Regions from separate parts of the Homo sapiens genome. Here region 1 is linked to region 2. The links are chromatin loops, found by intact Hi-C in ENCODE. Cell type or tissue: lower leg skin. All regions are shown on one strand. Links, peaks and the distances in the headings refer to the core of each region. The heading gives the core; the rest is flanking DNA.

Region 1 (5,000 bases), core at 1-5,000, 180 kb before region 2:
TTCTCCATTTGTCAGTGGTGAGTCCCAGCCAGGGCAGCAGAGAGAATTTTGAAATTCCTCATGGAGCTTTGGCTTTGGGAAATAAAGACACCTGTGTCTCCTTCCCCGCTGCCACCCTCTGGCCACGCTGGCCACAGAGATGGCTGAGCAGCTCCTGGAGTTAGTGCTGGCTGTTGTCTCTACCACCATCTGAATTGCTTTCTTTGCTCTTCTGTTTGCTTTTTCCTTTCTTGTCTTGGCCTTTCCACTCCTTCAGCCTGGTGTGGGAGAACTTGGATTCTGCAGCTGGGAAACTTGGTATGAAATCCTGGTTTCTAGATCTACTCAGGTCTATCCCTGTCCAGGTGGGCGACTGGATCTCTATACCTTTATATGCAAAATATGTGCACTAGAAACACAGTGCAAAGTGGGTGCACTAGCCTCATGATGGCATGGTGAGCAGGACGTAAAAGTAAGTGGGATGCAAGCAGGATTTCCACTGCCAACTAGGGTTGGGCACATTGTGCAAATGCCAACTTTAATTCTATTTTCCTCTACATGCATGACCTGCTTCATACCATTGTGTCACTTCCACAGGTCTCCTTCATGAACATGGAAGGGTTTGGCCCAGATCCCCCACTCACACTGGCACTGTCTTCCACCTCTTGCCCACCCTGTCATTCCCTTCCCCAATGAGGTGTTCTACTTGGATGGTCTGGGTGCAGGAGGAGACATTTTTCCTCTTCAGTAATGCTGTTGCAAAACCTTCTCTATGCTCTTTTTCCTACACGGAAAATCAACTTGGCAATATGTAGCTCACCTAAAGTGCCAGTACATACTTGGCCAGTGGATAGGCTGGCTGGGCATCTCCGCTAAGTAAATTTGGGCATTTAAGACTGTTGCGAGTTGGGAACTATGGGAAGGAGACTGTGAGTTGGAGCTCAGCATGCAGGATGTTTATTAGGAAGCCTTTTGGAAACACCACCCATGGAAGGGAGAGGATGGAAACAGAACTGGGCAGAGGGAGAATTTGAGCTGGAACAGAGTCCCAAAATGATCTTGGCCAATGGCACTTGGCTAGCCAGAGTTTGAAGGGCTCTTCAGAGTCTGCCCAAGTTGGGGGTGAGGGCTAGGTGTGGGTCTCCCTGGGGAGTGAGCAAGACTTGGGTGTGGTGACTTTCTCCAGCTGAGGCAATCCTCGAAGGGGGCTGGCAATTAGGATCTGTGAGTTGGTAGCCCTCCCAGTAGCTGGGTGCCCAGTCTCTCCAGTCTTTCATTCCTGAAGGATTGCCTGGGTAGCACATCACAGAGCTTAGCCCAGAGGCTTTCGGAAGTCTCCTCTAGGTCAGTCCTACCCTGACCACTCTGGGACCCAGGTCTGCTTCTCCTGGCTCTGCTGTTCCTGACCCCACTTCCTGTTGGCTGCATCTTTTGTCCCCAGGGTCCTGATCTCTTGCCTTCAGACCCAACCTGACAATTGGATGTGGTTACTAAGTGCCTGGGGAATTTCTCCCCTGTTTCTGGGCTTCCCTCTGACCCCAGTAAAGCCTTCTCTAGAGGAAGGACGTGAGCCCTTGTCTTCACCAGCCAGCTCCTGGTTTTTGCACTTATGGAAGGGAGCCATGTCGCTAATCATGCAAAGCAGCAGATAATACAAAATCATTTACATTTGTCCTTCAGTTGCATTACGTGATTGCAAGGGGATGGAAGAAGTGTGATGACATCAAGTAAGTAAGGGCACTCTGGATACAGACTGCCTAGTGTGTACCTCGGCTCTACCACTTACTAGCTGCATGACCTTGAGTAAGTTATTCAGCCTCACTGTGCCTCAGTTTCCTAACCTGAAACTGAGAATTTAACAATGGTACCTATATCATACAACTATTGTCAGCGTAATAAATCATGACATATCCAGCCCTTGGAGTGTTGCCTGATTCATAGTAACTGCTCAATAAATGTTTGCCTTGATGGTAATGTTTGGTAGAAAGTTTTGTTAAAATATTTACTTTTATTAATTTTTTAGAGACAGGGTCTTGCTGTGTCACTCAGGCTGGGTGCAGTGGTCCATTCATAGTTCACTGCAGCCTCGAACTCCTGGACTCAAGAAATTCTCCCGCCTCAGACTCCTGAATAGCTAAGACTACAAGCGCATGCCACCATGCCTGGTTAATTTTATGTTTTTTTTTCTTTGAATTTTTGTAGAGATGGGGTCTTGTCATGTTGCCTAGGCTGGTCTCAAACTCCTGCCCTCAAGTGATCCTCCCACCTCAGCCTCCCAAATTGCTGGGATTACAGGGGTGAGCCATCGCATCTGGCCCAAATGTTATCTGCCATCAACTTCACTTAATTGGAGTTGACCCAGAAGATTTGAAATGGCAGGAGAAGTTGTTCTGGCATTAAAGGACTTCCATGAATGTTACACAAGTAGATCAAGCCCAGACAGCCACCTAGACGGGACATTGAGAGGAGTCAGCACCAGGGACAGCTCCCATTCTCCATCTCAAGAAAGATTTTTCCTCCAAAGGACAACGAATCACAGAAACGATTTCAACTGCTCATCCTCCAAGCCCCTTGACAAGATAAGCGTCCCCCAGAACTGGGCCCCAAATGTTCATCATCCAGCGATGATGTCTGTGTCTAATCAAGATTGCCCACAGGAGCCATGGAGAAAAGACTGAAGGAGCGAGAGAGAGAGAACTTAAGAGTCCTGGGTCCGTCCTTACCAGTGCATGTACTTGAGGGGTGGAGATAGGAGAGGGTCCTCCTCCCATGCTCTGGGGCACCCTTTTCTTATCTGCAAAGCAAAGGAGTTTGTTCTCCCAAGACTTGCCAGGCTCTGGCAGGCTTTGGGTCTGTGCTGGTCCTCTGGGGATGGAGGCCATGAGTCCCTGGGGCCAGCAGATGGCACCCTCTGTCCTGTGTCCACCCATGGGGCAAGCTTTCCTGGCTGGCCACCCACAAGACACCGCTGAGGATCTGAAAGTTGGCTGGAGTGAGTGGAGTCCTTGAACCCTGAGTGTCTCCGCTCTCCATTATTCCTTCATTATCTGCTTCCCAAAACCCCATCCCCTGCCTCTTATCACCATGGCAGCAGGTGCTGAGGCTGTGCCTGCCTTTGAGATGAATGTTTGTCCTGTTCCTATCTGACCCTGTATTGCTGCCTGGTCCTCTGCCTTCCCCTGAGAGGTCTGCATTGCAGGGCTTGGGGAAAAATCCACCCAGTTCTTTCTCTCCTCCACCCCTCCTGTCCCCCACTGTAGGACGTTCTGGGTTGGTCCAGCACAGTGGAGCCATAGGGTAGAAGGGAAAGGGAAGCCCCAGCCTTGCTTCCTGTCCCGTGCTGCTCTTTTGCTCCAGGAGGGGCTTGTGTTTGCTGGGAGCAGGAGGTGATGCTCTCTGAGTCACAGGAGGTCAAGAAGTGGAAATGAGGTCCTGAGACATGAGGATGATAGATACTTTAGTCTTGAGTACTTGCTCAGGGCCAAGCACACATCTCACTTAAGCAGACGATGCAGGCACCATCATTTTGAAGTCTATGGCCAGAGAGGTTCAAGTATTTAGCAAAGGCCACGCAGCTAAGGAGTAGCAGAGCGGAACATCACACCCAGTCTGTCTGACTCTGGGGGTGAATTAAACAATGTGATGTTGTGGGGAGAGATCTTGGCCAAGAGTCAGCCAAACGGTTCTGATCCTGGCTCTGCTCCTGAACGCAGTTGTGTGACCTTCGATGAGGAGCTTCCTCGGTTTCCCCATTGGGAAACAGAAGGATTGGACTAGGATGCTCTCTAAGGATCCTCCAGCTCTAAGAGTCTATGAATAGACTTTCCCTGAGATGAGAGCTTTTTAAAAACTGTTTGCAGGAACCCACATATGCACAAACCCAGCCTTATGTACAAATGGAGTAGGCGGCAGCCTGTATGGTGTGAATGATGGCTGCTGGGAAGGGCCCCTGCCCGAAATATTTCCATCGCTCATCCACTGCCAATGTGCTTGGAGTCTGCCATTCCAGAGCCATGCCTTCACCAAGTTCCTATTTCAAAATGCAAGCACCTCAAGGCGGCCTAAGAGATTATGTCCTTTATTTCTGGGGGAAGGGAACTTTTATTTTGATGGATGCCAAAACTGGTTTGCATTTCCTGAGTTTAAAGTAATTCTCTTGCAGGTGAGAGTAGCCTGCTCAGTGCCAACTGGGAGAGCAGAACCTTCCTTCCATTCAGTAGTTGGGAGGGAACTGGGGAGGCTGCTGGAGGATGCCTGCTGCTTTATGGAGCATCCTCGGCTTTGGCTCCAGGTAGACGTGGGCTTGAATCCTGGCAGCCGGGTGACCTTTTGGGATACACTCTGACTTCCTCCTTCCTGGAGCCAAGTCTCTCATTTCCCTGGGACTTAGCACACACAGGCTGCTGGAATGGCTTCTTCCGGAAGAGGAGGGATCCAGCCCCACTGAGTGGGTATGTTTCCCAGGAGAGGCCTGGAGGCTGATGCCTGGGAAATGCCAACACCTCTCCCCTGGCTCCTCTTGGCAAGCCCATCTCTGCACCCCTCCCTGTCTTTCCAGCAGCCCATTGGAGGCTGATGGACAGGAAGGTGTCATTTCCTCCTCCCACCCAACATCACCACCACTTCCCTCACCCTGTCCCCTCCTGGCTCCGAGTAGCGGTGAAACTCTTCCCGATGAGGGGTACCTGCACCATCCAGACCCTCTCTAAATGGAGGGCAGCCATGCTTACTGGGGCAGGTAAGATGATGTGGGAGGTGCCTGGCACATGATGGGTGCTTGATGCATGTTGGTGACACCCCACCCCTTTCTGTTCTCCTTGCATTTATGAGGTCAAGTTAAACATGGGGGGCACAACCACATGGTGAGCTTGTGGCTGAGCTATGGCCACACACACTCTTCTCTCTCATAACCCATTGGTCCATTCAGCCCTAGAGATCTTGACAGAGGGCAACTGTCACAGAGCCACAAAATAGCAGTAAGGGACATTGCCTGGCACAAAGTAGGTGCTCGAATGATTGTG
Region 2 (8,336 bases), core at 1,523-6,522:
AAGACCTCTTGGAGTGAGGACCAGCAACTTTGCTCCTGTCCGGTCAAGGCTGTAGCTAAGAAAGGTGCCATTCTCAGAAGAAGCTGAGCTTCTTTTCTGGCCATGGCAACCTTTCAATGGTTCCTTGACTTTGTTCTGATTTCTGGTGCTGAGCCTTGCTGTACATTTAGACTTCTGCTCCTGCCTGTCCTCTTTTCCCTCCCTCCCTTCTTCCTTCCTTCCTTTCCTCCTTGTTTCCTTCCTTCCTCCCTTCCTTTCTTCCTTCCTCCCTCCTTCTCTCCCTCTTTCTTTCCTTCCTTTCTTCCTTCCTTCTTCCCTCCCTCCCTCCTTTCTTTCTTTCTTTCTTTCTTTCCTTTCTTTCTCTCTCTCTCTTTCTTTCTCTCTTTCTTTCTTCCCTTCCTTCCTTCTTTCCTTCTTTCCCTTTCTCTCTTCCTCCCCAGTCCCTATCTCCCTCCTTTCTCCCTCCCTTTCTCTCTCCCTCCCTTTCTCCCTCCCTCCCTCCCTCTCTCTCTCTCTCTTTCTCTCTTTCTTTCTTTCTTTCTTTCTTTCTTTCTTTCTTTCTTTCTTTCTTTCTTTCTTTCTTTCTTCTTTCCTCTCTCCCTCTTTCCCTTCTCCTTTCTTCTTCCCTGATATATTTTGGATATTTGTCACTTCCAAATCTCTTGTTGGAATTGATCTTCAGTGTTGGAAGTGGGGCCTAATAGGAGGTGTTTGGTGCCCTCCCTGAAGTAGTGAGTGAGGTCTACCTCTTGAGGTTACTGTGAGATCTGATTGTTAAGAAGAGCCTGACACCTCCTCCTCTTTCTCTTGCTCCCTCTCTTGCCATGTGGCACTCCTGCTCCCCCTCTACCTTCCACCAGGAGTAAGAGCTTCCTGAAGCCTCACCAGAAGCTGAGCATATGCTGGTGCCATGCTTGTACAGCCCCCAAAACCATGAGCCAAATAAACCTCTTTCTTTATCAATTACCAGTCTCAGGTATTCCTTTATAGAAACACAAAATGGACTAATACACCCACCCTGTACTTTGCCCATCTGACCACTATAGTCTTAATCCCCTGGTGCAAGCACAGAGGCTGAAAAGGCCAAGAGAAGGCATCCAATGTAGGCTTCCTGAACTATGACAAAGAAAGCTGAGCTCTGGAGCAGGAGCAGAAATTAGCCAGCTTAAAGGATGTGTGTGGGGTGCATGGGACAGGGTAGGGGAGATGGGAGAGGGAGGGGAGCTTGGATGGCTATCTCAGCAGAGGGGGCAGCATGTAGAAAGGTCTGCAATCAAGAGAGAGAGCTTCGTGAACTCTGAGAACTGAACATGTGAACAAAGCTGCAGAAGTGAACCCAGGATAGAGCTGAAGACCCTTGTAAACCATTCCAGGAATGCTGGCTTTAGTGTACAGGCCCTGAGGAGCCAGTGAAGGATTTTAAGGGGGCTAACCTGATCAGCTTGTAACCCTGGGTATACCCAGGTAACCTGGATGTGGATAGTTGAGGGTGGTGCTTTGTACAGAAAATGAGGTCCAAGGAATTGAGCAGATGTCAGTTCTGGGGAGGCTCAACTGTCCTTCCTTTATGTGGAGGCCTGAGTGAGGTGAGGTCTGGGGACACAGCAGGAGGGAAGGAGCCTGAGAGAGGCATCTGGGAAGCAGAAAGTAAGTGGATCAGGCAGTGGGTACAGCTCTGCTGGCAACGAGATCTGGTGAGCAGAGACAGGCTGTCTGCCCTGAGATGTTGGCACTCAGGTGGTCTTGATTCTGTACCAACACTTGCCAACTGTGTGCTCCTCAGGGCACAAACCATGTCCTTTTGCTTCTGTGTCCCTTGTACCCAGCTCAGTGCCTGGTCCAGAGAAGCCCAATAAACATGTGTGTTATTCGAACCCTCAGCAGTAGCAGTGATCCACTAGAACCACTTGTTTAGGGACCCTGGTGTAATGCTGTTAGGGATTGGGCTGAGCCTATGCCTCTCAGCTGCCATGCCCCCAGTGCCTAGGCACCTTCCTTTGAAGTCATTAAAAGCATGAACAATGCCTCTATGTTCCCAGTGCTAGCAGTCCATTAGCACTCTTTTCAGGAAAAGATAGCTTTGAAAGGTAAGTGATTTTCCCTATGTGCCTCCCAATAGCCTTTCATTCCAGGGAAACATTCCAGTCTGATTCATCAATTGCCTCCTTGTAGGATCATCCTCTTGCCAGGGTCAATGGAGAGCAGGACAGGAGGCTGAGCATGGGTGGAAGTCAACACAAGGAAGTCAGGGAGGGGAGATAGTGTTAGGTGACCGGCAGGGGTATGGGATTGCTTCGTCTTCAATCAGTAGTACAGAGAGAAAGGAGGAAGAAAAAGAGCACCTTGGTGGAGATGTCAGGGCTCCAAGGATGACGAAGCATCTTCTGGGGCTGAGAAGGAACTGGTCGGTACAGAAGGATCTAATGTCGAGAGTCACCAAATCTCAAACTGGCATGTGCATCTCACTCATTTGTTCAATGCAGTTTTCATTGTTCCTGCACTGTCCTTCATCAGCCCTGTGTGGTTTACAATAATCCTGCTTAACCTCACAGCCTCCTCCCCCTACACCACCTAGTTCCAGCCTTCCTGGACCACCTGCTCTCTCCTGGAAGGCAATCTCTGCTGCATGCTTTTGTAAGGCATTGCACATGCAGCTCTGCCCCCAAAGCTTTTCTTTCCCTGGCTAACTTGGGCATCCTTCAGAGCTTTAGGTCTCACCTCCTCCAGAAAGCCAGTCTCCCAAGTCCTAGCTCAGTGCCAGGTGCAGAGTAATCGCTTCCATAGTGGCACAGGAAGGAAGAGATGAAGAGAAGGAAAGCGGAGGTGGATTTGTGCCCAGACAAGCCATAGGTTTTCAGGGGCCTCGGAAAGCCAGCCCAGCCTTTGCCTCTTACAAATGAAAACTGTGAAGCCCAGAGAAATGAAATCACTTCCCTATCTTATAAATCAAATGGGGATTTTCTACAATGTTTCAGGGCCTAGAAACTCAAGAGGGAAAATAGGCTGAGGAAATTGTCAGGCTTCGCCGGATGGCGTTTGTAATTAATCAGAGGCCTTTTGTAACAAATACCTCTTCATTCCCAACTGAGTGACGAGCCTGGTTAGCCGGACCTTCCTTCTTTGCTCCGGGTTCCTCCAGAACCACGTGACCCAGGCCAGAGAGGGGAGGTGTGGAAGATAATAAGGAACAAAGTGAAATGGGCCCAGACTTCCCAAAGCATGGACTATTACCTGGGGAGGCAAGACACATGCGTGAACCGACCGAAGAGAGCATTGCTGCGTTATGCAGGAGGGACAAAATGCCCCTCCAAGAGTGCAGGGAGCCGACAGTCTTGCTTTGGGTCTCATCTATAGTATTATGGACCCATCCTACAATTGTGGCTAATTAAGGAGCTTAAGGATTTGTGTTTTGTAATAGCCTGCCTCACTGCAAATATAATAAAGCCTAAAGAACTCGTAAAACAGGAAGCTGATTCGGTTTTACGGAATATAGATAGGCCCTTGAACTTGAAAGGTTGTAAAAACGGAACAAATCATGTATTCGATGGCGCCACCTGTTGTCAATGTGTGATATTGCAGCTTGTCCAGGAAAGGAGGAAAGAGGCCGCTCCAAGGGTGACCTCAGAAGATCCCAGCCCCGTCTTGACAATCGTGGAGACAAGAGTCCAGAGCCAGGAATGGACTGACTAATGCTGGAAAATGCCACAGAGGAAAAACAAATCACAGGTTCTGTTCCCATTGGCTTTTTTCTTTGATTTGGAGTCATGGCCAACATCTGAGTCCCTTGAGATCTTGACCCTGGGAGTCTTTATCCACCTCTCTCCACTTAAGAATGCAGGAAGCTAAGGACAAAAAGAAGGAGCCACAGTGTGGGATAATTACAGCATCGTATGGCTGCCTTGGCTTTCAGTAAGAGTTGTTACAGCTAATGTTTATTGGGTGCTTATGTCATTTGAAGCATTGTCTTAATAAATCAACACAGCTTGATGAGGTTGGTACTCTTAGACCCAGTCCCATTTTACAGATGAGGAAATGGAAACACAGGAACGTTAAATAATTTGCACAAGTTCTTACAGAAGTTCCTCCTTTCTTTCCTTCCTTCCTCCCTCCCTCCCTCCTTCTTCTCCCTCCCCTCCCTCCCCTCCCTTCCTCTTTCCTCCCTTCCTTCCTTCCTTTCTTCCTTCCCTTCTTCGCAACTCCCTCCCTACCTACCCCCTTCCCTCTTTCCTTCCTTCCTTTCTTCCTTTCTTCCTTCCTTCCTCCCTTCCAACCGTCATTTTTTTTTTGAGTGCTGAAGCTGGGATTTGAGCCTAGGCAGGCCAACTCTGGAGCCCATGCATTAAGCCGGTACACTTGACTACATCTGTTGGCACGTTCTAACTATGACTAATATCTGTTGGTCCATGTGTCTCACACTTAGCAAGTGCAGCGATACAGGAAAAAGTAAAAATCTTGCTGATGCTTTCTAACCTCGGTTCATCTATCCATGCCTCCATCCATGCCCTTATCCACCCAACAATCCTTTCTCTAATCCTTCTGTCAACCCACCCACCCACCTACCATTACTCATCTGCCCACTCACCCATCCATCCATCCATTCATCCAATGATTCCCATATCCATCCATACAATCATTCTCACATCCATCCACCCATCCATTCATCCACCCACCCAGTAATTCTCATAACCAACTTCCTTCCTTGCATTTATCCAACAGTCACTTTCTTAAGCACCTACCACCTGCCAGACACAGTCAATAAAGAGATGAATCAGCTGTGTTCCCTACCCTTATGTTGGTCACATTCCCACAGATCCATAAAACAATGTTATAGGTGCTGGCCTGTGATCGGAAAGGTGAGTTACGCCTGACTCTGAGGGAGGCGAAAGAAAGGCTTCCCAACAGATGTGACTATCAACCTTGGCCTTAATGTATGAATGGGAATTGTTGGTTGGAGAAGGGGAGATGGCTATCAGACAGGAAGAACAGCACCAGCAAAGGCAGAGACGCAACAAAACCCCTAGTGTTGGAGGGACATAGAATGATCCAGAGCATGAGGTGAGTGAGAGCAGGGGAAGGAGGGACAAAACCAGAGGGGGCTTAGGATGCAGCCAAAGGGGCATACTAAAGAGCTTGGACCTTCAACAATAGGGAGTGCTGTGAAAACAGAGAGCAGAGGAGTTGAGGTACAGACATGGTGAGAACCGTGCAGGAGAAAGGTCTCTCCAACGGCAGCAGGGTGGATGAACTGGGGAGGCTGGGTCTGGAAGCAGGGACTAGTTAGAAGAGATCATCTGGGTTCAAATGCCAGCTTCACCTCTTATTGACTCTATGCCCTTAGGCCAGGGCTTGCATTTCTAAGTGTCTCATTATTCTTGTTTATTCCATGGTCTAAACACAGAAATGACCTACAAGATTCTGGAAAGAATTCAATGAATAGTACAAGCAAAGTATAGCACTTGGCACATAGTAAGCTCTCAATAAATGGCATCAATTGGCAGTAGTTGTTGTTATTATTATTACTATTTCTACTGCTATGATATCGAGGAAGAGATCAGGAGGCTTGTTCAGGGCCAGAGCGGCATTTTCCACCCTGTGATTCCCAGAGCTCTTGCTCACACGATGTTAATAGATATTAATGGAAAGAGGGTTCTGAGGCCAAACAAGTGTGGACTTCAACAAAATAAAACTGGAAAATGAACATAGACAAGCCAAACACAAAAAACTGCAGGACTTCTCATAACCTTTCATAGGCTCACGTGAACTATAAACTTCTAAGTGGAGAACAGCTGAGTTTGTAGCACTTCTTGAATATATTTAGCCATGAAACTCTCTTGCAAGAAATGTTTATTACAAACCTGCAAAACAAATGGTCAGTGAGACCCAGTTTGGGGAGCAATGGTCCTCCTGGGTCCATCCCTTTTCTCTGGTCCCATAATGCTGAGGCCCCTTCCCCAGCCCACAGCTCGAGATTCCCACGCACACCTGCTGACATCTTCTACCGGGAAGATGTGATGGAACTTGAGAGTCCAGGTGGGGCTGAGGTTCATTAAGGATGGAGCATTGGACTTAATTCCAAGTGGCTGACTCCATATCAATTTGGGTCACTGGTGTTAAGATGTCACTTTCGGTTGCATTTAATTTAAACAAACAATAAAAAGCTCTGTCCTGACTGCGATGGAGGCTGGTGGAGGTTTAATTCCCAGCACAGAGAGGCAGAATGCAGGATAGGAAAGCCGGAGGACTGCAGGAGTGGGTTGATGAGAGAGGGAGAGAGGAGGATAGAGAGGGAGAGAAATGTGGACCCCTGGGGCAGGGCCTGCCTGGGGAAGTCCACGCTAGATCCCTGTCCCCAGAATCCAGTATCCTCTACCCTGGCCACCTTGGGTAATTATTTTCATTTCTCTGAGACTCAGTTTCCTTATCTGTAAACCAGACATAAATGAAATTGCCACAGAGGACTTACAGGAGGATTAAATGAGATAAGAGAGGTGGAACGCACTGGATTCATGAGTTTTTATATACAAATACTGGCTTCCAAGATGTGTGTCTGTGTATATGTGTGTGGACACGTGTGTGTGTTCCTGTGTGTGTGGACATGTGTGTGTGTTCCTGTATGTGTGTGCGGACACGTGTGCGTGTGTTCCTGTATGTGAGCGTTCCTGTATGTGTGTGTGGACATCTGTGTGTGTTCCTGTATGTGTGTGTGGACACGTGTGTGTGTGTTCCTATATATGTGTGTGGACACGTGTTGTGTGTTCCTGTATGTGTGTGGACACGTGTTGTATGTTCCTGTATGTGTGTGTGGACACGTGTGTGTGCGTGCCTGTGTGTGAGGACACGTGTCTGTGTGTGTGTGCCTGGGTGTGTGTGTGTGCGCCCCTGTGTGTGTGTGTGTGGGCATTTGTGTGTGTGTTCCTGTATGTGCATGTGGACATGTGTGTGTGTACACATGTGTGTGCCTGTGTGTGTGGACATTTGTGTGTGTGTGCCTGTGTGTGGGCATTTGTGGGCATGTGTGTGTGCCTGTGTGTATGTGTGTATGCTTGTGTGTGCCTGTGTTTGTGTGTGTACACTTCTGCTTGTGCCTGTGTTGGTGTGTGGACACTTATGTGTGTGGCTGTATGTGTGTACACTTGTGTGTGTCTGTGTACACTTGTGTGTGTGTGTGTACACTTGTATGTGTGTGCCTGTGTGTATGTGTGGTGTACTGTGTCTAGGTAAGGTGTTTGGGAACTCTGGTTCTTGAGCTCTTCCTAGGTTGGAATCTGGTCCTATTCATAGCTGTATTGTACTGAGAAAGTTGCTTAACTTCTCTGTGCCTCAGCTTTCCCAACTGTAAGACAGGACTAATGATGGGACCCACCTCATACATTATTGTGTGGTGTCAATGAATTTATATACATTAAATACTTTCACAGCACCCGGCACAAAGAGGCACTTTCATAAGTGCTTCAGACTCTTATTATTGAACCTCACTGGGTGTCCTGCTGCAAACCAGCAGAGCCCATTCCCTTGGGAGCCAGGTTGGGGTAGGCAGTCATGTGCTGCGTCCCTCCCCTTTCCTGGCAGGGAGGGTGGGGACTAGAGGTCACAGAGGGGCCCTTTGACCTCTGGGGCTATTCCCTGGGGTCCGCGGAGTAGAAGTTTGCTTTGTGCTGTAGTGCACTCTGTTGGGAGAGCCTAACTCAGCACCATGAACAGAGGGAGGCTGGGGGCAAACAGCCACACCTCCGCCAAGGACTCCAGCTCAGCCAGTGTCCGAGGAAGAGGCCTGTCCTGCCGTGACTCATGGGTCTGAGTGCCAGGACTGCAAAGTGGAGGCCCTGCCGATCCATTAGGAGACAGGAGCCAAGGGATGTTAAGCAAATTAAAAGCCCCAGGGCTGTCCCGCGTGACCTTTTCCTTTGGCTAAGGCACCCCACCCTGTGCCCTCTGCTAACTGTGCTTCTCAGTGCTCCAGAGATGTCTTTCTCTGGGACAAAGGAAAGGCTTTAAAGCTATATCTTATGAAACAGGAGCTGGAGGAGTGGGCTTCCCTGGAGGGGCCTGTGAAGGCAGCCGTATTAACCACTATGGTTACCATATGGCCATAGACATGCACATCACAGCCAGGCCCCTTTGGGCAAAACCAAACTGCGCACCTGAGCAGACACCTCCTCTCTGATGGGCCCAGTCAGAATATGTGATCCTGGCGCTCCAAGGAGGTTCACTGCCACAGGACGCCTACCAAGTGCCAGACTTGTGCAAGGAGCTGAGGAACAGAGTGGATAAGACTGAATGACCTACCCTCATTCATTCATTCATTCATTCATTCATTCACGCATTCATCCAACTGG

What was found. Peaks named below come from ENCODE experiments on the same cell type or tissue, not always from the same donor. Only the 100,000 strongest peaks of a DNase experiment are listed, where the experiment ranks them.
Region 1: it touches region 2 in a loop (3.0-fold over the local background); 50 of 110 quality-filtered maps call a loop at or near these places.

The regions. Positions count from the first base shown.
Region 1 is chr1:17,917,176-17,922,175 of GRCh38, forward strand. No RefSeq gene overlaps it. Among named protein-coding and RNA genes, the nearest start is that of LINC01654, 150 kb to the right of the region's middle. In lower leg skin, for the core only: no CTCF peak of the experiment used is centred there; DNase peaks (open chromatin) are centred at 2,836 and 4,296.
Region 2 is chr1:18,097,116-18,105,451 of GRCh38, forward strand. No RefSeq gene overlaps it. Among named protein-coding and RNA genes, the nearest start is that of IGSF21, 6.5 kb to the right of the region's middle. RefSeq lists an enhancer at 1,809-2,331. In lower leg skin, for the core only: a CTCF peak has its summit at 3,561 (motif pointing left); a DNase peak (open chromatin) is centred at 3,573.